Linked DNA regions of Homo sapiens: region 1 is linked to region 2. Evidence: chromatin loops called from intact Hi-C (ENCODE). Cell type or tissue: ovary. All regions are shown on one strand. Each heading gives the region's core, and the rest is flanking DNA. Links, peaks and the distances in the headings are about the cores only. Region 1 overlaps CNTNAP2 (contactin associated protein 2). Region 2 overlaps CNTNAP2 (contactin associated protein 2).

Evidence for each region. A loop is a pair of places that touch in the nucleus more often than their neighbours do. Peaks named below come from ENCODE experiments on the same cell type or tissue, not always from the same donor. Only the 100,000 strongest peaks of a DNase experiment are listed, where the experiment ranks them.
Region 1: it touches region 2 in a loop (3-fold over the local background); 16 of 110 quality-filtered maps call a loop at or near these places.

The regions. Positions count from the first base shown.
Region 1 is chr7:148,152,328-148,155,240 of GRCh38, reverse strand. The region is part of intron 17 of CNTNAP2 (contactin associated protein 2); the gene reads right to left. Among named protein-coding and RNA genes, the nearest start is that of C7orf33, 440 kb to the left of the region's middle. In ovary, for the core only: no CTCF peak of the experiment used is centred there; DNase peaks (open chromatin) are centred at 1,050, 1,420 and 1,680; H3K27ac peaks cover 1,426 bases.
Region 2 is chr7:148,241,224-148,244,136 of GRCh38, reverse strand. The region is part of intron 20 of CNTNAP2 (contactin associated protein 2); the gene reads right to left. Among named protein-coding and RNA genes, the nearest start is that of C7orf33, 350 kb to the left of the region's middle. In ovary, for the core only: a CTCF peak has its summit at 1,688 (motif pointing right); no DNase peak of the experiment used is centred there.

The DNA of each region.
Region 1 (2,913 bases), core at 269-2,768, 89 kb after region 2:
CTTTGGAGTCAGACTGTCTGGAACCAAATCCCATCTCTGTCTCTTCCTAAATGCACGACCTTCGGTAAGTCAACTAATCTTTAATGTGAGAATAAAACAAGAATTAGCAATGTTATCTATGTTATAGACTCGTGTGGACTCATTGAGGGGAAGCATGGGAAGCACTTGGCCCTGGGGTTCACCGGGGTGTCTCAGTCAGCATTCACGTGGTTGCTTTTGAGGCAGGTTTGCAGGAAACAGGGGCAGGCACACATTCTCTAGGTTATAATTCCTGCAATTTGAGATGTACATTTTTTTTTTTTTTGAGATGTGGTCTCACTCTGTCACCCAGGCTGGAGTGTAGTGGCACAATCTTGGCTCACTGTGACCTCTGCCCACTGGGTTCAAGCTATTCTCCTGCCTCAGCTTCCCAAGTAGCTGGGATTACAGGCACCCACCAGCATGCCTGAGTAATTTTTGTATCTTTAGTAAAGACAGAAATTCACCATGTTGGTCAGACTGGTCTCGAACTCCTGACCTCAGATGATCTGCCCGCCTTAGCATTCCAAAGTGCTGAAATTACAGGCGTGAGCCACCATGCCCGGCCTGAGTTGTACATCTTTTATTATCAATTTCTTAGATATGAGAAACAGCCATTTTATTCATACATAGATTTGGGTGAATTTCATTATTAGAATTCTATTTTTCTCCTTCACACACAAATGCGATTTTCTCTTTGGTCTCTCAATGATACTGCATTTCAGATGGCACTGGAATGATCCATTTGCAATTTTGGAATACAGAGAGTATGAGAAGCAGCTGACCAAACAAGCTGTATTTTAGAATTTGGGGAGGTTGGACTCAGAGAATGGTTATAACATTTCAGTCTGTAGTTGCTTATACGTCCATTTAATAAACCTCAACTCTTCCATAAACTCAGGTTGCCACCCAGGAGAAAAAAGTCTCCTGATAGACAAACTGTCAGAGGAAGAAGAGGCTGCGGGCTTCCCCACTCTCAGGTAGTCTCTGAGTCCTCCTGAAGACAGCGTGCCTTCCACTGAGTCTCAGTCAGGCTTTCTGCCCAACGCAAAAGAGCTTGAAGCACTGAGGGTGATTTTTCAACTCCTTTTTGGACTGCACAAAAGAGATGGTTCCCTTTAACCTCTAGAGAGATATCAGAAGAGGCCAGAGCCAAGTAAATTGAGCACGGACATTTGTCATGAGTTAAGATGACCTAGCCTCTGTCAAGGAGCCACTTAGGAGCTTGACTTCTTCCTGAAGCTGTCTGAAATGGCCTCCAGATCTTGTAACTCTGATCTCCTCCCTTAATGACTGCCAAGAGCAGTTGCATGCTCTGGCTAGTGTCTAGCTTGCTGCATGCTAACCCTGTCCTAGCTCCCTGACCTGAACAGCCTGCTTGGCTCCCCGCAGTGGTGTTTGCTTGCCAGCTCCTGGCCATGCCCTGGGCTGGCAGCCAGCCTCCCAGGCTGGGGGCCCAGCAGATATCTTGCCTTCTCCCACTCCTGCCGCTGCTATCAGCTGTCAGGGCTCCAAACTCCTTGTATGTCTCTGCCAAAGCTGGCTTTGCTCAATCCAGCCTGGCATTGTTCATGCTTAGACAATGACCATGAGCTTGTTTGCTTTCTCCACCGCCTAAGAAAAATCTGGCCCACGGACAGCCCAGGTCCGAACACCTGGGCTGGCTGAGGCTTCAGATCAACATGTGGCTTAAGTGCTTCTGCTGGGCCATCCAGGGAGCTCGTCATATGCTGGACACTCATTTTGGATCAAAAAATGGGAAAAGTTTCCTGCACTTTTCAGACAAATACCAGCAAGTGCTTTTTTTCTTTCTGTGTCTCTTAGTTTTTAAATGTATTTGTTACTTTTTGATTAAACCAGAATAATCTCTGGATTCTTACAACTTCCAAAAGACCTGTGTTAACCCTTTTGGGATGACAGCTTCTAATTATATTTTAGATGTGCAGTGAGGTGAACTGTGTCTTCTCTGTTTTTTTTTTTTTCGGTTACTTTGCAAAAGGACATGTGAGCCTGGCCTCGCTAATGACACCACCTTTGCAAAGATCACACAGCAAGAAAAGTCTAGCATGGCTGACTCCGTCCTGCTTCTAGCCTCACAGCCTGGCTGTCCCTGCTCCTTCCTGGGCATAGGTCAGGCTAAACTAACCATGGGAGGTATTTGGTTTAGAGTTTAGCTTTTTTTTTTTTTTTTTTTTTTTTTTTGAGACGGAGTCTTGCTCAGTCACCCAGGCTGGAGTGCAGTGGCGCGATCTCGGCTCACTGCAAGCTCCGCCTCCCGGGTTCATGCCATTCTTCTGCCTCAGCCTCCCGAGTAGCTGGGACTACAGGCGCCTGCCACTACACCTGGCTAATTTTTTTGTATTTTTAGTAGAGACGGGGTTTCACCGTGCTAGCCAGGATGGTCTCGATCTCCTGACTTCGTGATCCCCCCATCTCGGCCTCCCAAAGTGCTGGGATTACAGGCGTGAGCCGCCGTGCCCAGCTAGAGTTTAGCTTTAAAGCAAGGATGATAATTGTCCCTCCTTAAAACTGGTTCCCTCCTGGCTGGAAGATTGAAACTGCCTTTGTAAAACCAATGAAAGGCCATGAGATTAGAATTATGGGAGAGGCCTGAACTCTGTTAAAATGTAGGTGTAGTTTCTAGAATCCCTTAATGCTCAGGAGTCATGTGGCCGGAGGTCACAAGATTTGTGGCTTCCTCAGTTGCTTTTATAGATAACATCACTATTGTAGAACTTAAGATTGGTCTTTTGAGATTTTTTTTTCAGATTTTTGCATTCTGGAAACCACCTGCCTCCATCCAGACTTGGGACGCAGAACTCAACCAGTTCTGTGGCTGTCACCCTGAGGCAGACTCAGCACATGAGGACAATTTTCCACACCCCTATGATTCCA
Region 2 (2,913 bases), core at 140-2,639:
AAATGAACCTAGTCCTTACCTTCTCCTACGCATAAAATAACATCTGGGGAGATTAGTGATGACACTTCTATAATCTAGAACCAGATATACCCTTACACCCAAACCTTAACGTAGTTCTACTTTAATATAATGTCTAAACAAGTTTCATATAACTTTGCACATGCTAAACCCCTAGCACCTATATATACACAGTGGGCTAAAATACTGTGCTGGCGCAGTCTCATAAAACCTCTGTAAAAGACTGCTTGTGGGTTGTAGGCCTCAGTCTACAGTCCCCAATAAGACTTCTAAATAAAACCAACTTTAATTCTTCAAAAGTTTTTTTTTTCTTTTTTCTTTTTTTTTTGTCTTTAGTTGACATTACATTTCCTTTTATCCATTGATATGGTTTGGCTGTGTCTCTACCCAAATCTCATTTTGAATTCCCAAGTGTTGTGGGAGAGACCTGGTGGGAAGTAATCGAATCATGGGGGCCAGTCTTTCTCATGCTGTTCTTGTGATAGTGAATAAGTCTCACGAGATCTGACGGGTTTAAAAAGAGGCATTCCCCTCCACAAGCGCTCTCTCTCTTGCCTGCCTCCATCCACGTAAGATGTGACTTGCTCCTCCTTGCCTTCCACCATGATTGTGAGACTTCCCCAGCCATGTGGAACCGTGACTTTTCCATTAAACCCTTTTCTTTTGTAAATTACGCAGTCTCAGGTACGTCTTTATCAGCAGCGTGAAAATGGACTAATACGTCAACTTTCTGATTTGTACAGCCTCTGTCCCCTCTGCTAGCAGGACAGGTTCTCAGAGATGGTCAGGATGTTGGAGGCTACTGCCCCTGTGCATTTGTGGTGTTCCACTGTTGGGGTTAAGCACACAAGCCCTGGCAGAAGCTATGATGTTGGTAACCTAGATCCTAATGCCATTTCCCCAGGAGACCAGGAGTCAGATCGGTGGAGTGGGCTGATTTCTACTGTCTGTTCTCACCATGTAACCTCTGCTGGTGGCCCTGGGTGACAATATCAGGAAGGATGCTCGGATAGGATGGCAGCCATTCGCTCATGTGTTTTATTCATTCTCTGACTTCCACTTCTTTTTGGATGTCCTTTCTTCATCTTTTCTCTTGAGCTGCCAGCCCAGACCTTCTCTTCTACCCACAAAGGGGGGGTTTGTTGCCCCTCTCCTTAACATTTTGATTATATTTCCTCAGCTCAAAGATATAAGAGGAAAGGCAATTATTAGCTCACCAAGCGACCACTGGGGAAAGGATGCAAATCAAATATATTTAATACTTCAGAAAGCAGGAAGAATTTGTGCACTTTCAAATAGCCAAGCTCATTGAATGTGCACAGAATCCATGATTCATAAACTGGATTCCTTCACGTATTCAGTCACTCAGTCAACACTTCTTGAAACTCTCGTGTGTGCCCAGGGCTCAGGGACAGAGCAGTGAGATGTGAAAGCGTAAGAAAAATCCCTGGATTGTACCCTTTGAATGCAACGGCAAGCTTCCATTTCTATAAGTAATACCAAGTCCTACCGCCATCGCGGTATCCGCGACAGATGCAAGTAACCCGCGCTATAACCTAGGACTCTGGTTTTGGTCGGTGTTTATAGAAAACCACACCCAAGCCAGTTTCACAAGATTTTCCCTTCCCTACGCTCACTGGTTACAGCTAATGACCACTAGAGGGCATTTTAACACTAGCTCCGAACTCGCTCCAGGACCATGTCCATCAAAATCTTCAGACTCAATCCCAGGACTGACTTCTCCCTGCCTGAGTGGAAGGGCAGCGTGGAACCCTTCAGAACCTCAAACCGCATGTTGAGATACACTTACTTTTCAGACAGAAGATGAATTTAGGTGAGATAAGAACCTGCTTCAGTTACCTGGGCAAGAAACAACCCGCTCTGCCCATTGTGCTAAAAATTTGCTCCAAGAGTTACAATCTTTGAGAGTGATTTTAGTGCACTGCAGATGGATATAACAGTATGATGCTTTGCAGATTGGACTTTAGTTTTCATGCCAGACAAAATAGAAATCCAGGAACCTTATGTTCTTTCTTGAGAGGTGATTTATGTATTTAATGCACTTGGAGGAAAAAAAAGTGAACTCCCAACCTTGGTCTTACAAGCTTTAGCCGTATTCTGGAGAAAGAAAGAGAGGACTGACATCTCAAACCCTAAACTGGATCAGAAATTGCATTGCAACTGCCTTCCCACTGAGCTGCATGAAATGTAAAACGAAGTAAACACATTTTTCTGGAGTGTAGGAATGGAGGTACTGTCTAGCCCTGGAGTGCATAATTCATTTGCAGATGAAATTGCTTTAGAAAACAAATGAAAAATGTGGAAGTGTTGACATATTCATTATGAGTCTTTTTCTGTTTCAGATCAGATGGGCTTGATGGCTTAGAACTTATTTTCTTAACATATTTTCTGTATAATTTTTATGAAGGGCAAATGTTGAATCTCTGTAGTAAAAAATAAATAAGCTAATGTGATCCTCCCCCCTCCACCATGGAAACCTTGAAGGAACAGCTCAAATGCCTTTGTGAGACTGCTCTGATCCACTCTTTCCTCCTCAGGATTATTCATTCCCCTACTTTTCTGTGCTCCCACAGCACAAGCTTATACTTCAATGGGCACTTGGTTCATATCTGTATGACTGATGGTCTTTCTTCTACTGGACTGGGCTCATGGAGGCAACAGCCATGCTGCATGCTGGGAATATACTAGGTGCTGAGAATATGCTTAATGGGTTGAACTACAAATCAATGGAAAGAAACCATAGTCCCAAAGAGCCTGTTGGTACTGATCCTGACATCTGCTATTTTATTTTTTGCTTTTAAGAAAGAGAAGGGAATTGGGAATGAAGGAAGAAAACTACCGTTTTATTGGGTCATAGACTATGCTAGATTTTTT